Regions from separate parts of the Homo sapiens genome. Here region 2 is linked to region 1. A link is a contact called in ENCODE Hi-C or POLR2A ChIA-PET data. All regions are on one chromosome and are shown on one strand. The core of a region is the stretch at or near the end of the contact, and the rest is flanking DNA. Distances in the headings are between cores, read along the strand shown. Region 1 overlaps FMN1 (formin 1). Region 2 overlaps FMN1 (formin 1).

The links. Hi-C counts contacts between places; a loop is a spot of excess contacts on that map. ChIA-PET counts read pairs that join two places held with the same protein, here RNA polymerase II (POLR2A).
Region 2: a loop to region 1 is called in a map with no recorded cell type, with 2.0 times the contacts of the local background. The contact joins two enhancer-like sites. A Hi-C loop is called at or near these places in 1 of 37 single-sample maps with no recorded cell type. POLR2A ChIA-PET finds 5 or more read pairs at or near these places in 1 of 52 experiments (BJ).

What each region holds. Positions count from the first base shown.
Region 1 is chr15:32,788,696-32,793,591 of GRCh38, forward strand. All of the region lies in intron 19 of FMN1 (formin 1), which reads right to left. The region is part of intron 1 of LOC107984089 (a long non-coding RNA gene); the gene reads left to right. Among named protein-coding and RNA genes, the nearest start is that of GREM1-AS1, 72 kb to the left of the region's middle. Within about 2 kb of position 1,861, at least 2 of the 41 ENCODE cell types and tissues checked have a DNase peak (open chromatin) inside an H3K27ac peak, as active enhancers do.
Region 2 is chr15:33,124,128-33,129,023 of GRCh38, forward strand. All of the region lies in intron 4 of FMN1 (formin 1), which reads right to left. Among named protein-coding and RNA genes, the nearest start is that of FMN1, 68 kb to the right of the region's middle. Within about 2 kb of position 2,811, at least 7 of the 41 ENCODE cell types and tissues checked have a DNase peak (open chromatin) inside an H3K27ac peak, as active enhancers do.

The sequences.
Region 1 (4,896 bases), core at 611-3,110:
AGGTTTCCATTGTTCTCTGCCAAGCTAGGGAAATGGAGTGCGGACAGATGCTCTCTAAGGTTTTGATTTGAGCTCCAAAGAGGTTTGAGGCTTGGCATAGCCATGAATCCAAAGGATCTCCACTTCCTTCTTTTTTTCTAAACAAACTGAAAGTAATACAGTCAAGAACAGAGCTGGCGATTGTTTTATTCCATTAACTAATCTTTCTTGTTCTGAACATGTCTATTCTCTTTAACAAAGCTATTAAGATTTTAGATTCTTGGGCAAAAGCAACCCATATGGGATACATTTAGGGACTTCTACCACCAAAACCCAAATAAACAAGATTTTTCATCTATCAGCAGCAGACAGCAAATCTTGCAATCAATTTCAACATGGCAAAAGGAAACACAATGATTATTTATTTGTTCAACAAATACTAACTCAGCATCTACTATATATATGGAAAAACAAGGTGCTACAGAGAAAACAAAGTGGTACAAGACATTGTAATTATCTTCTAGGGGCCTATGATTTATCTAAAAGAGAAAGTGCCTATAACCAAATGAATAAAAAACCAAATCATTAAATGACAAAACTGAAGATACAGTAAACCCCCAAAATTCTGGAGATACGATAGCTCACACAGATTGGAGAAAGCTTCATGAAGGACACCGTATGTGATCAATAAATTTTTCCAGAATAGTTTCATAGTCTGTATATCACTTGAGACATAATATTTTTAGATTATACCATTATGTAAATATTATAGTAGTTTTAAAGTAGAGTCACACACTGCATAATGACATTTCGGTCAAAGACAGACCTCATATATGATGGTGGTCCCATAAGGTTATAATGGAGCTCAAAAATTCCTATTGCCTAGTGAAGTCATAGCCACCATAATGTTGTGGCACAACTACTTTATTATAAAAATAAATTTAGTGTAGCCTAAATGTACAGTGTTTATAACATCTACAGAAGGGTACAGTAATATTCTAGGCCTTCAGATTCACCCACCACTGACTCACTGACTCACCCAGAGCAATTTCCAATCCTGCAACCTCCATTCATGGTTAAGCGCCCTACACAGGTGTACCATTTTCTATCTTTTATACTGTATTTTTACTGTACCTTTTCTGTGTTTAGATATGTTTAGATACACAAATACCATTGTGTTACAATTATATTCAGTACAGTAACCTGCCGTACAGGTTTGCAGCCTAAGAACACTAGGTTATGCCATACAGCCTAGGTGTGAAGTAGGCTACACCATCTAGGTTTGTGTAAGTACACTCTATAATGTTCGCACAATGATGAAATCACCTAACAATGCGTTTCTCACAATGTATCCCGCTAGTTAAGTGACACGATTCTACGTGTTTAAATTAAGTGCTGCAAATTTATATTATAGGAATGTGCAAATACACAAGAGACTGGAGTAGACCAAGCACTCAAAGGAGGAAGCACAGAAAAGAAGGCAGTTAGGCTGATCCCAGGAATAACACTGCATGATTCCTCCAAACGCATGTTCAGTCACCCAGGTCCGCCTCTTTATGTCTATGTAGCCAAATTCATCTGCTGTCAATGCCCAGCTCATTTTCTACTTAAAATCACAGGAAGTCAGGGTTGGAAGAGAACTGCAAGATCACCTGAGCCCAGGAGTTTCTAAACTTGGCTGAAGGATCACTAGGAAGGTGTCAATCTCTGATCTCCAAAGCCTACCTGGTACATGTAAACAAGAGGATGGTGAAGCCAAGGCATTTATTAAGGAAACTAAACACAAAATGTGTTCTTGCTCTGCCATCTCTGTGGGGAGTTTCTAAAACCACAGATTTCTAGACTCTACACTCTGGTATTCTGATTCAGTGGATCTGTTTACATTTTTACAATGACCTCCAGGTGACTTGGGAGATCTGCCAGGTTTGGGAGCTGCTGATCTCTAACACTGCCCTACTGGCTTCTGAATCTCCTCTAAAACTATCTGCTTAGGGTGGTCCTGATTATGGCTAAGTGTCTTCTCAAAGCTCCCTGTAGCTTCCACATTTCCTTTGGATCATTTCTTCCTCCAAACTCTTACACCAGCCAAGATCTTCAATGCTCTTTCAATATCCAGCTGTGCGCTGGAGAATGCACCATACAAGACACAGCAAAGAACAGGCTTGTGTCCTAGAAGTGGAAAGATACACATAAACTGCTAAAATAACAAGTTGGAATGAATTAAATACTAAAGGATCGTAAGAAGAAAATGCTGTCAGAGCCCACAGGAAAAGCTAATTCTTTTATTAAGGGAGATTTCAGAACATTTCTACAGAACCTGGTTTCTGGAGGCAGCCCTTGAAAGACGACTCTATTTTGATCAGCAGGAAATAATGGGGGGAATGCGGTATGAAGAAATTATCCAGTGAGAACACAAGGAAAGAAAGTGCAGGTGTGAGACAGTGAGTGGTCATAGTAGGTGCAGGGAGGGATGAGGCTATAGGAAATGAGGCTAAAGAGTGAGTTTAGGGCAGGTTCTCAGAGGGCCATGCTATAATTTGGGAGAGAATATGAAGTTCTTGAAAGAACTCAAGCTTTAGTGTAAAAAAAAAAAAAAAGACCTAGGTTCTTATCCTCATTCTGTTTATTAATGAAACTATGACATTGAAAATTCATTTACTCTCTCATGCTTAGCTGTGAAATAGCAATAAACCTTTTTTTTTTTTCCTTCAGGGCTGTTGTGACAACTTAATACATTAATAAATTAAAGTACCATCCATGGCTAATTATCTTTCCTTTATTTCATGAGCAATGGAAAACCACAGAATATGTTTAAAGAGATAACTATGATCTAAATTCTGTTTTGGAAAGATAATTGGATGCAATATTCAGGGACACTTCAAGAGGAAATAGAAAACCTCTAGGCAGAGAGAAGAGTTAGAAGGATGTTTCAATAATCCAAGTGAGAGATGATAGAGTCCTGAATCAGAGCAGAGACACCTCAAATACAGGGTAAAGAACAATCACCATTAAGGGGGCAAAACTATAAAGAGTCAGAAATAGATGAAAAATAAATCTTGTAGCAGTAAAAATAATTCTCATTCCAGCCTGCCTTTTGCTAATAGGAGGAGGATAGTGTTGCAATTGAAAGTTAGGGAGCCTAAGAGGAATAGGCCTTAGTTGAGATGGAATAATTTCCAACCGAGACATATTGAATTGCAGATGAAGGCTGGGTATACAGTTTAATGTGCAGTAGGAAATGTAGGTCTAAAACTTGGGAGGCCTTGGCAATGAGGTGATAGGTGAAGCTGTGAAAATAGTTGGGACTAACAAAACAGAGAATAGAGCAGAAAAGAGGAACACTGAGATTTACCTTGGGGAAGGCCCACACTTAAGGAACAGAAGAAACAGAGGAACTAAGGAGGGAGATGAAGAAGGGGAGTAGTCACCTTCGCAGAGAGACCCAATATATTATCAGAGCAACGAGGCATTTCGAGATGGAGGAAACTACCATTGGTGTCAAAAACTAGCAGTGGCACACTTTGGGAGGCCGAGGCGGGCAGATCACGAGGTCAGGAGATTGAGACCATCCTGGCTAACACAGTGAAACCCAGTCTCTACCAAAAAAAAAAAAAAAAAAAATTAGCCGGGCGTGGTGGCAGACGCCTGTAGTCCCAGCTACTTGGGAGGCTGAGGCAGGAGAATGGCATGAACCCGGAAGGTGGAGCTTGTAGTGAGCCGAAATCGCGCCACTGCACTCCAGCCTGGGCGACAGAGCAAGACTCTGTCTCAAAACAAAATAAAACAAACAAACAAAAAAAACCCAAAAAAACTAGCAGTGGCAAAGAATTAGTTAGAAGGAGTCATCTGATTTCAGTTAGGAAATGTGACACAGTCTAGTAACAATCTCAATATGCAGTTCTCCTGCTTCCTTTAGTAAAGGAAACCATGAGTCTTTAGCAGGGACATGGCTCCCAGCTAAGCCTACATTTCCTGGTCTCCCTTGTGTATGGCCATGAGACTAAGTTCTGTCCAATGGGATAAAGTGGAAGTGATGTGTGCACCTTCCAGCTCATGCTATTTAATATTAAAAGGAAAGGTTGTGCAGTCCCCTTCCCACTGGCAGGAACTCAGCAGCAATGGTAGCAGTAGACCTGACGTGTGCCCCCTTACACGTTGGGAATAAGGACCTTACCTTAAGGACGGCAACCACAAAAGAGAAGAAAACTGGGTTCCTGACATCCAAACTCCTTGCATTCAGATTGTTATACATGAGGAAAATTGATTTTTCCTTTGTTTAAGCAACAGTTATTTTGGCCTCTGTTATGGCAGCCAAGACGTTATCCTTACTGAGACAGGAAGGAGTGTGTGGTACGAAAAAGGAAATAAGGAAATGAACGTAAATCATTCTTTTAAAAGAAGTTAGAAGGGAAAAGGAGACGGAATGATGCTTTCAGAGAGAGGGCCAAGAGGTGTGTATAGTTTTTTAAACCAATGATCCTATAATTCTTACAGTTTTTTAGTTTATCCTCTCTCCTTATTCATGGCATATTTTTAATTTTGCAGATGTAGTTTTAAATTTATTGCTTGGGGAATAAGCAGTTTTTATTATTTGTGATTTCTTTTTTTCTTTTCTTTTTTTTTTAAAGACAGTCTCACTCTGTTGCCCAGGCTGGAGTGCAGTGGCGCGATCTCGGCTCACTGCAACCTTCGCCTCCCAGGCTTAAGTAATTTTCCTGCCTCAGCCTCCCGAGTAGCTGGGATTACAGGTGTGCACCACCACACCCAGCCAAGTTTTGTATTTTTTAGTAGAGATGAGGTTTCACCATGTTGGCCAGGCTGATCTTGAACGCCTGACCTCAGGTCATCCACCCACCTCCGCCTCCCAAAGTGCTGGGATTACAGGCATGAGCCACTACGCCCGGCTGTTCTTTGTGA
Region 2 (4,896 bases), core at 1,561-4,060, 340 kb after region 1:
GGATCATCTCTAGATCCAATAGATCAGCTTCATCCTAACCATGCAGAGTGCAAAGGGTGAGACGTGGCTTTTCAAAAGAAAAGTGAGGTGATGTTAAAGACAAAAAGGAAACAGATGTTATGTGGAGGAAAAAAACACATTGACATTCACTGTAGAAAAGTTCTGAGACATAAAAGTGAGAAGGGGGTCTGGTCAGCGTCTTGCTGTGCTGTTATAGCCTCTCCGGGCTACTTCTGATCAATGAGTAGGACCCTCTGTACATTTCACCCCCCTTGCCATTTTGTGCCTTTATCAGTAAAGCTTCCCATGGCCCTGCCATTCAGCAGAGGCGGCAGCTGCATGACCTTCTTAAATTACTGCTTGGGACTGAGCATTGGGATTGCTTTAAAGCTCTCCCAAAGTGATCCTAATGTGTAGCCAGGGTTGAGTCATCGGAGTAGGAAAGCCCTTGGTCTTCACCATCAGCATATACAAATATTGCATTAATCTTCTAGAATGTATTTGGTATCTAATAATCTGTGTTCTTTTCAATAAAAATATCTGAGATTATTCCTTTCATTTTCAGAAACTGATCCACAAAGTCTGGAAGGAGAGGGAGGAAATCTCACAAATCAGACACTAAATAGCACTCCTTTGTGCTCCTTAATTTTGGATTTTGTTTTCTTTTTTGCATGGGATCAATTCAATACTAGATGAAAAAAATGCTTTTCATTTTTCTGCATTTTTTTTTTTAATTTGGAACGGGAAACAAATCATAGAGCCTTGTTTGGCACAAGGGCAAATGTTAAAGATACTATGTGCCACTCCCCTCCACTGAGGTTTTGATTTCTTTGAAATCAGAGGCAATTCAAATGAAGTTATATTCCTGGAATGTATAAAATCCCTTCTCGCATCCATGTCTACTCTATCATGGAATGCTTAAACAATTTAAAGCGACTGAGTTTTTCCACCAGCCCCTCTCTGTGAAATAACATAATGCCTTAGAACATTACATCTAGGGAGGCCAAATGATGCGGTAGAATGCAGAGTTTGAATCCCTGATCCATCACTTACTGTGAATCACTTACTCAGCTTAAGAAGGTCACCTAATTTTTGTCTTCCATAAAATGGAGGAAATAACCTCTCTCAAAGACTCTTGTAAAGTTTAGAGATAATACATAGAAAGCTTCTGATGCATAGTAAGCCGTCAAGAAATGTTAGCAATCATCATTTAGGAAAATAGTTTCCTTTTAAAATTCAGTCTTGAAGGTTAGTTCTAGTTGAAGAAAGGTAGACTCTTCCTAGATGTACCAGTGCACTAAGACAATATGTGTAGAAGATTATTTAAAGGAAATATCTAATGGGGTTATACAAATTAGTTATGTCTGGTCTTCAAATGAACCCTTCTCAAATTTGGATATCTAAATTACAGCTTAAAAAAATTCAGAATAGGTGGGGCATGGTGTCTCACACCTGTAATCCCAGCACTTCGGAAGGCCAAGGCGGGCAGATCACTTGAGGTCAGGAATTCAAGACTAGCCTGGTCAACATGGTGAAACCTCGTCTCTACTAAAATACAAAAATTAGTCAGGTGTCTCAAAAAAAAAAAAAAATTAAGAATGAAGTCTGTTAAATGGCCAACTTTGTATGGTGAAATTTTGGTAAAAACTCCCACTGTTTTAGTGACTGAGCCCTTCCTATTTTCATGTAGTTCATCAAGAATGTGCTTCATCAGTAATACTAAATCTCTAAATGTTTAACTTCTCAAGCATGACTGATTGGCTATAGCCTATTGAAAAGTGCCAAATTTCTTTCTAAAAACCATCTCTAACAATTCACGGTTGAAGGCTTTTTTGTGCAGTAAGTCACTAAGTTAGGAAAGTGGCTTCTAAATCTACACATGAGATAACAGTAATACCAAACTCACAGTGCAGTTGTGAAAAACAGATAAGGTGGATGAAAGGGCTTTGCAGGTGATAAAGCACTGTGTAAATGTTACGCTTTTGCAGCTGTGGCTGCCACAGCTGCTGACTAAATGAGTTTATCCCCGGTCATGAGGAGCATACATCCTCATTAGAGACATGGTGTGTTATTAAGCACCACCTAAAGACAGAGAGTTTTCCTAGACTTCAGAGAAGGAAGATGGGTGGAAAGATCAAGGAAACACCACTGTGAGGCAGGTACGGCACCAGGCCCTCATGGATGGGCAACAGTCTAATAGAGAGGAGGCAGAAGGTCACTGTGGGCAGGCAGTCCAGCAGAGCAGCACGCAGTGTGCACCAAAAGGAGCCTGGAGGCCCAGAGCTTCTGGAGGGTGAGAGGAGAAGGTGGGTGCAGAGGGCAGAGTGGATCCCATAACGTCCAAAATTTTTTCAAGACAGACCAACTCTACATCTACTCCTCTTATTCGCTGAGTACCTCCAAAACTCACTGAAAAACTCCATAGATTTAGCTGAAGTTCTTAGCACTTCTGCCCATTCTTCAATAGACCAGAAAGAAGAAAGGAAGCAGCAGGAAATGGGCGGAAGTGTTAAGTTGCAAATCCTGGCAGCATGCCCAGAATGGGACCAACTCAGCAGACAGGAAGCGAAGGCAATAAAAGAGCAATCTACGCTACAGGCAGGCTGGAGCAGAAACTCGGGAAAGGAGGGAAGACAGATTACTGGAACAGCCAGTTTGCAGGGCCATGAAACCCGAACTCTTTTCGATCCGCCTTCCTGGCGAGTCTTCTGGCTCTGAAACTTTGGGAAGGAAAACTGATACCCATAAATAACTGTGGCTGTATAACTGCAAAGTGGGATAAACGTTTCATCTTGATTAAACGTAAGGTGACTCCTGACAAAGAACTGTGGTTGGCTGACTCTGTGGAGAGGCTTGCAAGATGCTGTCATGACTACATGTGGGAGTTTGAGAAAACTGCAAGATGCATGTTGCAAAAAGACATATTAAGCTTTCTGCTGTTTTCCAGGCACTGTATCAGGAGCTGGTTGGGGGAGTGATGAACGAGATAGCATCCTGTTAACAAGCAGTAGCAGACTTCCCATGTTACATTCTCTCAAACAGAGAGGAGGTCAGGCCAGATCTGTTTCTCCTCAAAAATATAATCTCAAGAAAAATCAACTGGTCGGATCATCACTACCTAACCACAGATCTCCCTCCTTATTCTTCACAACAAGAATCCGTCAAATAAGTAACGTCATGGTTAATGCTCCTCCACATTCAACCTGGACCCTAAATCCCTCTAAATAACTTGACTCTGTTCATACACAGACCACCCACTTTACCAGTCTCAAAGGATGGACCAGAACAACTATTTCCTTGAGTTAATGAGTGAACCTACATCTAACTGTAAATAAAACACTAAAAATAGGTAACTATTACTTACTAAATGAAACCCAAGTGTAACTTTCCATTAAACTCAACCTGAATAAAGTTTTTAAACAGTGAACCTTTTAAAACAGAAACCAGTCTGTAAGCATCCTAAAGCTAGTCAACCAAGACAGAAGTTAAAACACAAGTATTTTCCAATCAAACTCAGCACCATTCCAACTGAAGCTTCCACTTGGGGCTGTGAAACCCTCTTTGGACGTAAGCTATGCTGAACCTGTGGTTTCAGGCAGGTTATATTGTAATGATAGGGGAAACCAATGCCACATCCACTTGCAGTGTCTGTAGAGAACTACATCTTGCCACACATCCAAGATCTCATTCCTCAGTCTCCCTGAAAAATTCTGTTGGTAAGAGAGAAGTGAGACAGTGCTGTTTCCGAGGAATCTTATGCCTCTCTTTATTCTACAACAAATGGAGACAGATGGAAATAGAAGAAGAGGCAGCAACAGGACAGGAGAAAGGAAAGAAAGGGGAAAGGAAGGTAACAGAAGGGCAACGGGGGAAGGGGAAAATAGACAAATCATAGCAGAATGCCCAGACACGACACAGGTCAGGTGACAGAAAGGACAAAAAAGATGGGAGAAGAAAACCAAGAATGAGGCCAGAAGAAGGGAGAGGAGACACCATGGTGATGGGAGCAGTAGAGAGTGTAACAGAAGTAGGATGGAGAAATAAAGCAAGCAAACAAATTGCTCCCGGGAAAAAAAGCAAAAAGCAGACTTACGAGCAACCAAAGACCATAATTTCCAACACCCTCAGAGAGCAATAATTAGAAGCGCAACAGTTGGGAATTTGAACATGGCTGCTGACTAGGCCCGACCATCAACGGGGTCTGATTCCGGGCCTGATCCTTGACGATCTCAAGGATTCACCAGCCTCTCTCCGAACTCCAACTGCCCGCCATTTGTTCATCAACAAAATCATTCTTTCTACCTCCTAAAAGAATTTTTATTCCTATGACATTGCAAGGTCCATTTATAAAAAGCCTCATGCAAGTTCTCAGAGTCATTACACTGAGAATGAAACAGCGTGATATGTTAAGTAAACACATACCGAGTCCGGAGTTTCTTGCTTCCGATGCGTTCGTGGTCTAACTTCACAAACATACCCGCGGACCTTTGCGGCAAGTGTTACAGCTCTTAAAGACGGTGCGTCCGGATGCTCCGGTGAGTTTGTAGTCTCACTGACTTCACGAATAAACCCGCGGACCCTCACGGTAAGTGTGACAGCTCTTAAAGGTGATGTGGTGAATTTTAAAGCCCTTAAAAGTGGTATGGACCCAAACGGTGAGCAGCAGCAAGATTTACTGTCACGAGCAAAATAACAAAGCCTCCGCAATGCGGAAGACAACCGGAGCAGACTGCAGAGGCCTGCGTGCGTGGCCAGCTTTTATTCCCTTATTTGGCCCCACCCATGCCCTGCTTATTGGTCCATTTTACAGAGTGCTGATTGGTCCATTTTACAGAGTGCTGATTGGTCCATTTTACAGAGTGCTGATTGGTCCATTTTTACAGAATGCTGATTGGT